3 separate regions of the Homo sapiens genome follow, and all the other regions are linked to region 1. The links are chromatin loops, found by intact Hi-C in ENCODE. Cell type or tissue: B cell. All regions are shown on one strand.

What was found. A loop is a pair of places that touch in the nucleus more often than their neighbours do. Peaks named below come from ENCODE experiments on the same cell type or tissue, not always from the same donor. Only the 100,000 strongest peaks of a DNase experiment are listed, where the experiment ranks them.
Region 2: it touches region 1 in a loop (2.6-fold over the local background); 2 of 110 quality-filtered maps call a loop at or near these places.
Region 3: it touches region 1 in a loop (2.7-fold over the local background); 2 of 110 quality-filtered maps call a loop at or near these places.

The regions. Positions count from the first base shown.
Region 1 is chr6:132,352,708-132,357,707 of GRCh38, reverse strand. All of the region lies in intron 4 of MOXD1 (monooxygenase DBH like 1), which reads left to right. Among named protein-coding and RNA genes, the nearest start is that of MOXD1, 46 kb to the left of the region's middle. RefSeq lists an enhancer at 2,138-3,337. In B cell, no CTCF peak of the experiment used is centred here; a DNase peak (open chromatin) is centred at 3,027; H3K4me3 peaks cover 2,786 bases; H3K27ac peaks cover 4,140 bases.
Region 2 is chr6:132,482,106-132,487,105 of GRCh38, reverse strand. The region is part of intron 2 of STX7 (syntaxin 7); the gene reads left to right. Among named protein-coding and RNA genes, the nearest start is that of STX7, 29 kb to the left of the region's middle. In B cell, CTCF peaks have their summits at 2,535 and 2,740 (motif pointing right); a DNase peak (open chromatin) is centred at 2,765; H3K4me3 peaks cover 406 bases; H3K27ac peaks cover 5,000 bases.
Region 3 is chr6:132,496,194-132,501,193 of GRCh38, reverse strand. All of the region lies in intron 2 of STX7 (syntaxin 7), which reads left to right. Among named protein-coding and RNA genes, the nearest start is that of STX7, 14 kb to the left of the region's middle. RefSeq lists an enhancer at 1,895-2,104. In B cell, no CTCF peak of the experiment used is centred here; a DNase peak (open chromatin) is centred at 2,433; H3K4me3 peaks cover 4,023 bases; H3K27ac peaks cover 4,737 bases.

The sequences.
Region 1 (5,000 bases):
TTTTTAAAGCTTTTCAAAAAGCTCTAAATTACTTGGATATTATTATCCAGTAATTTAGAACAGCTGGACACTCACTTTGATTTCATTGACTTTTCTGAGACATTTAAAAGAGGGAAAAATTGAAATATTTATATTTAACTAGATTTTTATATGGTATATTAGTTCCTTTATAACTTGGAATTCATTACTTTTACTATCTTTCCTTTTTATTTCTATACTTCCTTTTAAGATAAAGTTTAGTTCCTTTAAGAACTGGACTGCCAGATGAACCTGATTTGTTTAGTAAGGCAAACTCTTATTGTAAGTGTTTGTAAGATTCACAGTTGAATTACATTTACAAGGTTAGAGAACTAAGTTCTTTTTTCAGTGGTAAACAGGAAATGTCAGTACTCTGAGTAATATTTTCCACTCATATAGCAAATAGAATTTTCCAAAAGATTGTTAGTTCAGTCACATTTTTTTCAAACTATATTTACTCCAAGTGCTAAGAGATATTTTATGGGATAATTTATTTCTTCTTCAGCTTGAATTAATAATCAGATAAAATTCATATGTGATATGATGTGCTTCTGGACTGGCTTTTAACAATCTTGCAAAGAGGTCACAACTGTTGAGTTTTTATCTCTCATCATTTGAAAGATTAAGGAGTTTTTTTCTCTAGAGAACACTTTATTTTCTAATATGAGAATATTTTCTAACGTGTATTTGTTTCATTTCCAGTGTAATATATACTTCTCATAATAAGTAAAAAAGTAAAAAATATATAAAATAAAAAGTAGTAGTGCCCTCTTTCTCCAAATTCTACTTTCCTGAGGTGACTAATGCTAACAGATTTATTTGTATTTTTCTAAAACTTTATGCTGAAGAAAACATTTACAACATTTATATAGGATTTTTTTGGGTTAATCTCTTTTATTTGTAAACAAATTAGGATCACTCTATATCTATTACTTTGAATTTTGCTTTTCAAATTAATGCCCTCATCATTACTGGACAAAATATTATAACACATTATTTTTAATGTTTACATAATTTAATCTCCTATTATGTATAAACCATAATTTTTGCAGCCATACACTTTTGATGCACATTCAAGATGTTGTAAGCTTTTTGCTACCATAAACATTGCTTCAGTAAATGTTCTTGTAAGTATATCGTTATGTATTGGTGGTTTCATTCCTATACGCTAGATTGCTAAATGGATTGAATCAAGATTACATGTATTTCAAACTTTAATATATTTGTCAGATTACTTTATAAAATTCACACACTAGCTGTATGTGAATATTTTCTCATCCCTTCTTGAGCACTGGATATTTTAGTCTTTTAAATTTATTGCCTGTTAATGGATGAAAACTAATATTTCTGATTGCTTTGGCTTGCTTTCCTTAGACTACTAGTGAGGCTTATGCTCTTTTTATGCTCTCTTCTGTCAGTTTGCTGTTCAACCCTTTACCGATTTCTTTTTAAAACATTCTTTTATTGAATTGCCTAGATAAAAGTGCACAAACAGTATAAAACTCATTGAATTTTCATAAGGTGAACTGACTCATGAAACCAGAATCAAGATCAAGAATAGAGTATCAACTCAGAAGCGTCCTTTGCGTCCCCTCCCAGGTACTGTCTGTCCCCAGAGGTCACCAGTTTGCTGACTTAAATCACTCTTTACTAATTTTGCCTGTTGTGAATTTTTTGTAGGTAGACAGAAACGCTAGTGCTCTTCTGTGTCTGGCTTTTTTTGCCGAACGGGATGTGCAAGTTGGCCATGTTGTTTGTAGAAAATAATGTGTTCATTTTCATCTTTGAATTTCATTTTCTGAACATACCAGAATTTTTTATTCATTTTTATTGGTTAGCTATTTCTGTGAACCAAACCAACCCAAAGTTCAACAACTTTAAATAAGCTTTAAATGAAGAAGCACATGTTATAGTTTACAAGTCAGCTTGGTGGTTCTTCTGTTTGTAGCTGGGCTACAAACAGGTATGTAACCAGCTTGGGTTGGGTATGCAGCTTTCTAATAGTGCCTGGGCTCTCTCTTCTTGTTGGGAGTCAGCTGGTTGTAAGCAGGTCTAGGAGGCCTCAGCTGAACAAGTGGGCTCTCCTTTATAGTATCTTGTTCTCTAGAAGTCTAGACTGGGCTTGTTCAAATGGTGATGGCACAGTTCCAAAAGAGAGAGTAGAAACTGTAAGGCCACTTGAGGCTTGGTTTGGGATTAGCACGCCATTGCTCCTGCCATAAGAAGCAGGCCCAGCCTACATACCGGAGAATGGTGATAGACTCCAACCCCTGAAGGTCTAGTTTGTGGGAGAACTTTCTGACCTTACCTGGAGTTGAGTCAATTTAGAGAGCTGAGCAAAATACAGGGATAGAGGAAGCAGTGGGAAAGGACCTGGGAGCTCACTGGGTCCCTAAGCATGCCATCCCTGCTTGGTACCACAGGGATCTTTTGGGAGGGTGACCAGAGGCACAGGGTAAAATGCCACAGGGAGAAGGAAGTCCCCAGCTGAACTTTGTAACAATTTGAATCCAGCAAGAAGCCTCCTGGCCAGAACCTGGGGAAGGGCACGAATCTGGTGTGCAGACTCCACGGGTGAGGGAAGAACCAAATCCTTTTTCTTCTGCACCTGGGAAGTGGCTAGTCTGGGGCAAGTTCTCAAGCCGTGCTCATCTACTGCCTGGAAACAGGATGTTGGGGGAGGGGCATGATGGGAGGGAGACCAGCCCTTCAGATTGTGTGGGAGCTGAGTGAGGCCTGTGACTGTTGGTTTTCCCCTACTTCCCTGGCAACCTGCATGACTCAGCAGAAGCAGCCATGATCCTCCTAGGTAGATGACTCCATTGACCTGGGAACCTCACCCCCATTCCCCACAGCAGCTGCAGCAAGACCCTTCCAAGGAGAGTCTGAGCTCAGACACACCTAGCCCTGCCCCCACCTGATGGGCCTTCCCTACCCACCCTGGTAGCTGAAGACAAACGCTATATACTCTTGGGAGTTCTAGGGCCCCGCCCACCACCACTTCCTCTTCGTACCACCACAGCTGATGCTCTCTGGAAAGTGCCACCTCCTGGCAGGACGCCAACCAGCACAAAAATAGAACTTTAAATCACCAAAGGTAAGAACCCTCACAGAGCCCATTTCATCTCCCTGCCACCTCCACTGGAACAGGTGCTGGTATCAATGGCTGAGAGGCCCATAGACAGTTCACATCACAGGGCTCTGTGCAGACAAACCCCAGTACCAGCCTGGAGCCTGGTAGACTTGCTGGGTGGCTACACCCAGAAGAGATATAACAATCACTGCAGCTTATCTCACAGGAAGCCACATCCATAGAAAAAAGGGGAGAGTACTATATTAAGGGAACATCCCCTGGGACAAAATAATCTGAACAGTAGCCTTCACCCGTAGACTTTTCCTCTGACAGAGCCTACCCAAATGAGAAGGAACCAGAAAACCAACTCTGGTGATATGACAAAACAAGGCTCTTTAACACCCCCAAAAAATCACACTAGCTCACCAGCAATCGATCCAAACCAAGAAGAAATCCCTGATTAACCTGAAGAAGAATTCAGGAGGTTACTTATTAAGCTAATCAGGGAGACACCAGCGAAAGGCAAGAAAATCCAAAAAACAATACAAGAAGTGAAGGAAGAAATATTTAAGGAAATAGATTGTTAAAGAACAAACAATCAAAACTTCAGGAAACCTTGGACACTCTTATAGAAATGCAAAATGTTCTGGAAAGTCTCAGCAATAGAATTGAACAAGTAGAAGAAAGAAATTCGGAGCTCAAAGACAAGGTCTTCAAATTAACCCAATCCAACAAAGACAAAGAAAAAATAAGAAAATATAAACAAGGCCTCCAAGAAGTCTGGAATTATGGTAAATGACCAAACCTAAGAATAAGGAAGAGGTATTCCTGAGGAAGAAAAGGAATCTAAAAGTTTGGAAACATATTTGGGGAGATAATCAAGGAAAATTTCCTTGGCCTAGCTAGAGACCTCGACATCCAAATACAAGAAGCACAAAGAAGATCTGGGAAATTCATCACAGAAAGATAATCACCTAGGCACATCATCATCAGGTTATGATGAAGTTAAGATGAAGGAAAGAAGTGTAAGACCTACGAGACAAAAGCACCAGTTAACTTATAAAGGAAAACCTATGAGATTAACAGCAGATTTCTCAGCAGAAACCCTACAAGCGAGAAGGAATTGAGGCTTTATCTTCAGAATCCTCAAACAAAACAATTATCAGCCAAGAATTTTGTATCCAGTGAAACTGAGCATCATATATGAAGGAAAGATATAGTCTTTTTTAGACAAACAAATGCTGAGAGAATTCGCCACTATTAAGGAAGCACCACAAGAGCTGCTATAAGGAGCTCTAAATCTTGAAACAAATCCAGAAACACATCAAAACAGAACCTCTTGAAAGCATAAATCACATAGGACCTATAAAACAAAAATACAATTTAAAAAGCAAAAACAAAAAACAAAAAATCCAAGGTACACAGGCAACAAATAGCACAATGAATGCAATGATACCTTACATCTCAATACTACATTGAATGTAAATCGCCTAAGTGCTCCACTTAAAAGATATAGAACTGCAGAATGGATAAGAACTTACCAATCAACTATCTGCTGCCTTCAGGAGACTCACCTAACACGTAAGGACTCACATAAACTTAAAGTAAAGGGGTGGAGAAAGGCATTTCATGCAAATGGACGTCAAAAGCAAGCAGGGGTAGCTATTCTTACATCAGACAAAACAGACTTTAAAGCAACAAGCAACAGCAGTTAAAAGAGAAAAAGAGGGATATTAAATAATGTTAAAAGGCCTTGTCCAGCAGGAAAATATCACAATCCTAAACATACATGCACGTAACATTGGAGCTCTCAAAATTGTAAAACAGTTACTAATAGAACTAAGAATTGAGATAGACAGCAACACAATAATAATGAGGGACTTCAATACTCCACTGACAGCACTAGACA
Region 2 (5,000 bases), 130 kb before region 1:
TCTTCACTAATGTAATCTATCAAATATTTAACTAATTGTACACAAACTGTTCCAAAAAATTGAAGAATTCGTTTTAGCAGGTCAGCATAATCCTTATATTGAAACCAGATAAAGACAGTAAAAGAAGAGAACACTACTAGGCTGGGTGCAGTGGTTCATGCCTGTAATCCCAGCACTTTGGGAGGCTGAGGCTGGCGAATCACCTGATGTCGGGAGTTCAAGACAAGCCTGGCCAATATGGTGAAACTCTGTCTCTACTAAAAGTACAAAAAATTAGCTGGGCATGGTGGCGGGCACCTGTAATCCCAGCTACTTGGGAGACTGAGGCAGGAGAATCGCTTGAACTGGCAGCAGGAGGTTCCAGTAAGCTGAGGTCACGCCACTGCACTCCAGGCTGGGCATGACAGAGCAAGACTCTGTCTCAAAAAAAAAAAAAAAAAACCCAGAAAAAAACACTACACATCCATTTCATCTCATGACATAAATGCAGAAAATTTAAACAAAATTTAACTAATCAAATCACCAATATTTTAAAAGGATGTAACAAGTGGAGTATATCCCAGGAATTCAGGGTTGGTTTAATACTGAAAGAGCAATAAATATTGTTCATTATGTTAACAAACTTAAAAAGAAAACCTATATAATCATCTCAATAGATGCAGAAAAAGCATTTGACAAATTCTACTTCCATTCCTAACAAAAATTCTCAGTAAACTAGGAGTAGAAGTGAGCTCTTTAACCTGACAAAAGATCATCTATGAAAACTTACAGAGTGTCACACTTAATGGTGAAAGACAGAATGCTTTCCTTTATAAGATCAGGAACAAGACAGGGATGTCTTGCCCTCACCACTTCTATTCAGAATTGTACTAGAGGATCCATCTAGTGCAGATGGATAATATAAACAAATAAAAGGACTTCACATTAGGAAAAAAAGAATTAAAACCATTTGTATTCACAGACATAAATGTCTATGTAGAAAATCTGATGGAATCTACAATTTAAAAAAGCCTGCTAGAATAAAAAAGTCAATTTAGTAAGTATCTGATCAATGTACAAAAATAAATTGTATTTCTCTATACTGGCAATGAGCAATCAAAATAAAAATTTGAAATTTAAAAAGCTGGCATTTACAATAACATCAAACATTATGAAATACTTAGAAGGCAATATAAGTGAAACACTTGAACACTGAACAGTACAAAATATTGCTGAAATTAAAGAAAGCTTATATAATTGGGAAGATATACCTTGATCATGGATCAGAAGACAATATTGTTATTTGAACAGACACTTCAACAAAGAAGATATACAGATGACAAATAGGACATAAAAAGATGTTCAACATCATTAGTTATTAGGAAAATACAAATTAAAAGCACGGATACCACTATTAACCTATTTGGCAAAATTTAAAAGACGGAGCATACCAAGTGCTGGAGAGGATGTAGAGGAACAGAAGTTTTCATACACTGCAGGTGGAAGTGTAAAGTGGCATCACTTTGTAAAATAGTTTGACTGATTTAAGAAAGCTAAATGTAACACCTGTCATACTATCCAGCCGTTCTACTTCTATTTATCCACACACAAAAATTAAATATATGCCCATACAAAGACTTGTAGGGCATATACTTATAGGAGCTTTATTTGTAATGGACAAAAACGGGAAACAACACAAATGTCCATCAATAGTGTTGTATCATACAGTGGAATACTCAGCAATAAAAGGAATGCACTATTGATATACACAGCATGGATGAATCATAAAATAATTAGGCTAACTTAAGCCAGACACCATCCTTTTTCAAAAACGAATAAATACTCTGTGATTACATTTATATAAAACTTTAGAAAATGCAAAATACAGAAAGCAACAGAAAGCATATTAGTGATTGCTTGGTGATGGAGGGGGGAAGGAACAGATATGCAGGAGGGAGGAAATTGCAAACTACAACAAGGAAACTTTTGAGGGTGAAGAATCTAATAACTGTCTTAAGTGTGATGATGGTTTTACAGATGTACACATATGTCCAAACTTGTAAAACTATAGTTTATGCGCTTTGTCAGTTGTACCTCAATAAAGTGGCATTTAAATAAAAAACGTTAATAAGAATATTCCTATTATTCATTTCTGACCTTCAAGAGAACAACAGACTCTGTTGAGCGCTTACTATATCCAGTACACGGTGCCTACCTATATTGTTCTCGGTTAAAGTTTATGACAGCTGAGAAATAGGTGCTTTCTCACTGTTGAAGCAATTATAGCTTGGAGACATTAGGTAAATTGCCCAGGGTCAGCAGCCAGGAAGAAGTGAGATATCAGGCTGTCTGGCTCCAACTCTACTTGCTGGTCAGCCTTCAATTGTACTTCTTCCTCAGTGTGATGTGGCTGAGTCTGTGTTGGAATCTCAAAATCACCTGTCCAGGGATTTTACTAACCATTATTTTTTTTTCTATGTTTGGCTGTTACAAGTTGGTTATTTTACGTTGAAAACAGATGTTTTCTGCTAAAAGAGAAGATAGCTATTCTTAGTTATTTGGAGACAGTTCTTTAAAGGTACTCTGTGTGTGTGTTAGGTTGATCTGCCATGCCGCCACAGCCTGGCCAGTCTCATTTGTCAGACAGCATCCATTTGCTGGTGAAGTCTGACGGGTGGTAACATTATGTATTAATAGCCCCTGATACCAAATTCAGCCTACAATTTTATGACAAACTATTCTTTACTGTAAAGCTTTTTTCTTAAATAATCCACTAGATGGCAGCAGACCCACGTGGAACAGAATGGATCTTCATTGCTGTAGAAGAGCCAGAAACGGGACACTGTTTTGTTTTTGATGACCCAGTAGTGCATCTTTTTCGGATGTGTAGGAAATGGTATTATTTTTCTGTTATGAAAAATGTAACATACTCTTTGAAGTCACGTCTGTGGAAGTGAGTAGTGGTACAGATAGTTCAAAATTGTAGATAATGCAAAAATAATTTTTTCTTTGTATTCTCGTAGAGACACATGTTGATTTAATCCTACCTGTATGCATTAGATGAACTTTTCTTCAAGAAACTGTTTATTCTTAATTCTTTTTATGGTTGGAAAGACTGCGGCTTGTTTCATGAGTTTTTTTCTTTAATTGGACCTATGCCAATCAAAATAGAAGATGACTGTCCTATAAATTCATAGCACCTAAGGCTAGATAATGAAGTGAAATCCTACAGACTGGACTTGGGAGAAAGTAGGAGGATTATTTATTTTTCCAGATCACCATACTGCTTGTCATCTGACTAGAAACCTCTTATCTCCCTTTCTCTAAGCTTATTTTTCTCAAGCATTTTTGAACATGGTCAATTGGGGTGTCGCAGAAGATCCTGTGAACCACATATCCTACTATCCATACCTTCTAGAAGGGGAAGAACTTAGGAGATGGCCAAAAACCAGAGAGTAATAACATGATAGAGTGCTAACAATATTTTTGCAGCAAATATGCTATAAAAATGCTCATCCAAAACAATGAAAAAGTGTTTTGTTTCTAAATTAGTATAAGAGCAGCAGATGAAAATGAGGTACTCAAGCCAGCACCTATGATGGGTGAATAGCATATTCTGAGAATCAAAGAACTTCAACTCAGTGTACATGCATGTTCAATGGAAATTTTGTGACATTGTTAAATATTTTACTAGATAGACTTAATGCAGTGACTGCAGTAGGCCCTCCTTTTCCATGGATTCTGCATGGATTCAACTAACCATGGAACAAAAATATTCAGAAAAATTTTAAAAATAAAACACAGTACACTATAACAATTTACATAGCATTTATTATATATTAGGTATTGTAAGTTGTGTAGAGGTGATTTCCAGGAGGATGTGCATAGGTTATATGCAAATACTATGCCATTTTATATTAGAAACTTGAGCATCTGCAGATTTTGTTGTCTTTGGGAGGTGGATGGAGGGAGGCATGGAACCAATCCTCTAGGGATAGTGAAGGATGACAGTACATTCAAATAACATGCCAAGTTGAGTTTTTAAATACAAGGTTTTAGTAATTTTTAATAACTGAGGACAAAGACTGGCCAACTTTCCCTGTAAAGGGCAGATTCTTTTAGACTTTCTTTCATTTTCTTTTTTTTTTTCTTTTTTGTTAACCCTTTAAAACTGTAGCAACAGTTCTTAGCTTGGAAGTCTGTACAAAACCAGGTTTCAGGCTCTACGGGCCATAATTTGTTGACCCTGGTGTAGGAGGCTAATGCTAGTAGTATATAAAATCAAGTCTGTGGAATCTTGGCAGTTCATAAAACCCAGAGAAAGAGCAGGCGTTTCTTCCTTGATCACTTTCAGCTGGGAAGAAGGATCCTTGTGATCCACTGCCAGACCTAAACTTACTTTGAGCACTGCTGGAAACATCTAACATCTCAATTCAACTCCTTCAAATTACTTCTTCAATCTAGACACACTTATTTTTTCTTTGTTTGCTTTGTCAACTGTCACACACCTGGATTATGAAATAATGTGTTTTAACATCTTTTACTTTCAGTCCTTTTAGCACATTGAAAAAAGTTTTTTGAAAACCAAGAAATCTACATTCTAACCCTAGCTCTTGTACTAAATAGCTATAGTTTTTGGAACAAGTTATTCTGTCTGGTTCTCAACTTCTTTGTTTATAAAATAGGATTGAACTAATACCGTATAATATTTTTTCCAAATTTGATTTAGTAGTTTCAGATTTATGTTCCTATAAGCCCTTTATCACCTGATCAGATGATGCCTTTAATTGATCCTCAAGTGTAGACCTGCTCAATTTAAAGGAATGCAACCAAATTAATGTTCACGTTCAGAAGCCCTCTCGCTGTGCCTGGTACGTAGCAGATGCCCAGTAAATGTTTGTCGAGTGAATCAATGAATGAATAATAAATGGGCATAACTACCTTTCTTAACTCTCCATTTATTTATGCTGTATGTTTTAGAAATATATATTATTTCTTACGTACGTTTTGATCTTCCCAGT
Region 3 (5,000 bases), 140 kb before region 1:
GTAATCCCAGCTACTTGGGAGGCAGAGGCAGGGGAATCGCTTGAACCTGGGAGGCGGAGGTTGCAGTGATCACGCCATTGAACTCCAGCCTGGGCAACAAGAGCAAAACTCCATTTCAAAAAAAAAAAAAAGACAGGGACTGTTCATGCAGGTGAAGGTACAGTCACCATCTGCAGATGTTTGAATCACTGTCATATGTGAAACAGAAGCCATATGTCCTGCATGAACATAGGGGCCTCCACAAATGTACGGAAGCTACAGGTAGTCAGATTTCACCTTGAGAAGGAGGAAGGGCTTTTGAATAATCCAAGTTGTTAAGGTAGAATTGCCTCCCTCAGGAGGAATGAGATTCCTTATCAGTGACCAGAAAAAGGATGGTCAGATATTTCTCAGACTTATTAATAAGAATTTTAAACATAGGAATAATGGTTCAGACTAAGAGGGTTTTAATTTTGATATTCTATTGTGATTCATTCAACAAATAATTTTTGGGATACATAGTACTTGCTAGATACTGTTCCAAACTGTAGGAATGTAGCAGTAAACAATCTATAAGGTCCTGCTCTCATTGTAGTTTACAGTGTAGTAAGGAGAAATAATGAGCAACTTAACTTTCTGTAAAGAAAATATAGTGAAAGTGAGGTGAGAGCAAGTGACTGGGGAAGCTACCTTTACTTTAGATGGTCTTTGAATGAGGATGAGGAGGGACTGGTAGTGAGAAGATTCAGAGAAAGGGCATTTCAGACAGAAGGAATAACTAGCATTAAAAATTCAAAAGCAGACCTGGGCTTGAAATACTCAGAAAATAGGGAAAAGGGAAAAAGCTAGTGTGGCTGAAGCACAGCATCTGGGGCAAGAGTGCCAGGAGATGAAACCAGAGGGGTCTGGCGGGTCAGCTGGGGCCTTGCAGGTGGTTCAGGAAGTTTAGATTTCATTTTAAGAGGCAGTGGAAATCACTGGAGGCATTTAAGCAGAGGAGAGACATAATCAGATCTACACTGTGAAAAAATTACTTTGGCTGCTGCTTAGAAAATAGACATTGAGGGAATAGCAGGGAGGTATGCTGGTCATCACAGAGGTCTGGGGAGAGCTCGGATGCTGGCTTGCACCAGGGTGATGGCAGTGGGGATGGAGAGAAGCAATGAGTGTGTTTTGGAGGTAGAGCCAGCGGGACTTGCTGATGCATGTGGGTAGGGATGGTAGAGGAAGGAAGGAGTTAAAGATGACTCCATAGTTTTTGCATTGAGCAACCGACTAGGTGGTGGCAAGTGTGTACTGAAACGGGAGGGACTACAGTTCAGGACAAGTAGGGGAGAGTTTTGTTTTGACTAAGTATATTTTGAGATATCATTTAGATATCTAAGTGGAGATATCAAACATCTACTTTAGATACAGGAATTTGGAAGTCAGAGTGTCCTCAGAGTATAAATGGTATTTAAAACCATAGGTGTAAAGTAATCACGTAAGAGTGAGGAAAGAGAAGAGGCCTGGAACATTAAAAAATGTGGAAATCAGGAAGGTAGCATGAAGAATCTAAGGAGTGACCTGTGAGGTAAGATAAAAATCAAGATGTGGTAGATTTCTAGAAATTAAAGAATGTTTCAAGAATGAGTGAGGCATTATCTCTCCCTAATGCTGCTGAGAGACTAAGATAAAAGCAGATAATTGGATTTGGTAAACTGGTGACTTTGAAAAGAACATTCTCATAGCCATATTGCAAGTGTAGATGGAGGAAGGGAAGGAGAAGCACCCACTCTTTCCATTTTAAAGAGACTTTCCAGATTTTCTCCTCATCTCTGCTTATGTCATTGATCAGGTGGCTACACCTAGCTGCCAGAGAGGCTGAAAACATCTTAGCAGGATTTCAGTGTGCTCACTAAAATTGGGGATTATTCTATTTGAGAAAGAAGGATGAGAGAATCAATATTTAGTAGGCAACTAGCAGACTCTGCTATGAAAGTAGAAAGAGGATCAAAGAAAGGGTTCCATTTTACACTGCAACAGAGAAATTCTGGTAAGCGTATAATTGCAAAGGAAATGTTTTGAAAGTGAGGGCATGGGAATGGACCACTAGCAAGTTCACATTTCATCCACCGTATAGAGGTGAGGCTACGTGTGGTACAGATGGAAACATGGTGGGCAAACATGGGAGATTTCCTGTTTGAGTGGGTCTGTTCTTAAATGAAATGGGAAGCAAGGTCATCAGATAGAGAATGGGCGGGAAAGAAGGGGGTTTAGCAAATGTGTTGAGTATACATTTAAGATTTGGGGCCATGAATTTAGTGAAACCAGTCATCACTGTACTTTTTCTAATTCTGAGATTCAATGTCTAAATGAAGGGGAGTTTAGATTAGATAAAGTATTGTTAAAAATCTAACTACTGTCAAGTATGTGTACTGATAAGGGCTATGCAGAAATCACGTGGAAGTGAAAGGCAGAAGTGTGAAATTTCAGTTCACTTTTTTCCCCATTTGGTAATGCTAATAATACTGGGTGCGATTGAATAAAATGATACTTTGCACCACATTTAGGTTCTCTTCACACTACATTTGCAACTTTTGAAATTGTGTCAGTACAATTATCTGATTTTACAAAAGAAACCTAAAGAGAAGATGCTGTAAGTAAGGTAACCTGTAATTAGAATATGAGCATCTGTTAAACTAAAGCTAAAGTCTTCTTGAGTGTTGCAGTGGGAAAGTTTATTTTCACATTAGTTTTGATGAAATAAACACTTATAAAATATTAAGTTTTATGGTTTAGTTTATACCCCCAAAAAAGGAAAATGGCAGTCAAAAATATTTTTAAACCATTTTTTTGGTTTAAGACCATCTGCAGTCTTTTGAATTTGTTTCACCAGTAAAGCATTTAAACCATATTATAATGATATAATTTATATTAAGCATAAAATATTTAAATATTGTAAATGCTTACATGTAAAATAAATTAGAAATTTAATTATATTAAAATAATAAAACTGGTAAATAGTTATAACAAACTATGACTTTATTACAGGCTCTGTAGACAGTTTAAAATGATTAAGAAAATATTTGTATCCTATGAGAGAAAGCGTTGACTCCGTAACAGTCAACAAGGCCCTTGTGCCACCCATGCTCCATCTTTTACCCATGGCATAGACAGTATTCTCTGTTGCTGGCCTAGCATGCCATCCAGTCTTTTTCAACCCAAGGCTCCAGGCAACCATTCCCAGTAGACTGGAGTTGGCAGGCAAACAAAATCGTTTGTTATCACAGGTCTAGAAGATCACCATGCCTCTTAGAAAGGCTTAGATTTAGTTTTCAAACTTTGGATTGAGATGTTCAAAAGTGACATTTTTATTAGCAACATCTATGCCTGTTTACCTTCTATCATTTCTCCATATTTTCTGTCAGACATACTCCTAGCTGTGATGTATAGTATAAGGATAAGCAAGCCTTTGTGGGTTTATAAGTATAAGGTACCTATCATATAGGTAAACCAGAGTAGGCATTTTCACAAGGGCCATTCATCCTTGCCCAAACACAAACAACATAGAAAAATGTCTTGAGAACACACAGAGAAACTCATGTTTTTAAAAGCAGCAGAATCAATATATCAAAATACATCACATAAGTAAACACAGGCTTGCTTTTTCAGACTTTTTAAAAATGGAAGTATAATGTATACATTGAGTACTAGACAAATTATTTGTGTATAGCTGAATGAATTTTCTATTGTATTACCACAAATGTCAAGAAATAGAACATTCCTTAGTCCCCTAAAACCTTCTTGTGCTTACACCCCTTCATGCCCTTCGGAGATAACCAGTGTCCTGACTTTGTTAACATCATTGATTAATTTTCCTTTTTTTAATCTAATAGAATCAATAATCAAATAGAATTATTTTATGTTGGGCTTCTTTCATTATGTTTGTGGGATTCATCCATGCAGCTGCAGGTCATTTGTTTTCGTTACTGTATAGTATTCCATATTTAAACATACTACAATTTATTTATTCTTTCTACTGGTTGTAGTGTTTCCAGTTTTTGATTTTGTTTTTATTTTTTGCTAGGATGAACAATGCTTCCCAGAACATTCTTATATGTTCTTTTGGTGCATGTATGTGAAGGAATTGGGTTACTGGCTCATAGGATATGTTTATGTTCAGCTTTTGTGGATAACAGCTAAACAGTGTCCTAAAGTGGTTGTACCAGATATGAGTACAGCCAGTGTATCAGAGTTTGTGCTGCTCAAAGTCCTTGTCAACATTTGATGTTTACAGCTTTTTATTCATTTTAGTCATAGGTTTCTCATGATTTACTTTGCAATTCTCTGATTAGAATCAGAGTTTTTAGAGTGTAGCTGAGCTAAAGAAATCAATGAGATAATCGGAAACATTTCTAATCAAGCAAGCTGTATGTGATTGCATGTACATTTCCTGAAATCAGATCCAAATAGCGGTGTGACCTTGAGTAAGCTCTCGAACCTTCCAAGACATGGTTTTCTCATGTGTATTTTCTGTGGGCTAGGTTATGGTCTCTTCAAACTTTAACAGGCAATAATTCTAACCAAAGTTTTTTAAGAGTCCCGAAACTCTTCTAACAGGTACAAGATTATTCTATGTTTTGTTAAGAGGCTGATTGCCATATCTGAATCCATAATGCATGCTCATAAAATCCCATAATTGAAGAAGCCATCACACTCAAGACTAGCTAGAGTTCCACCAAGGCTTATGTATTATTTTTAAGTGTTAGGAGATGGGAAAGCTGGGGCACAGAGGTTTGTATCCTGTCAGAATTAACAAAATTTTGTATTGAAGGAAATTGGTGAATAGAAATGAGAATAGCTATGAAACACAGTCCTTGAGATAAAAATTTCCCTAACTCCTAAATAACATAGTAAGCCTTTCCACTAGTGCTAATGTGAATTCTCGCATTTGAGTATTTTTTTTTAAAATAATAACCTGAAAGAGGAAGATGTAGTGTGGCTAAAGTTGGAAAGTGAATAAAACAGATATATTGGAA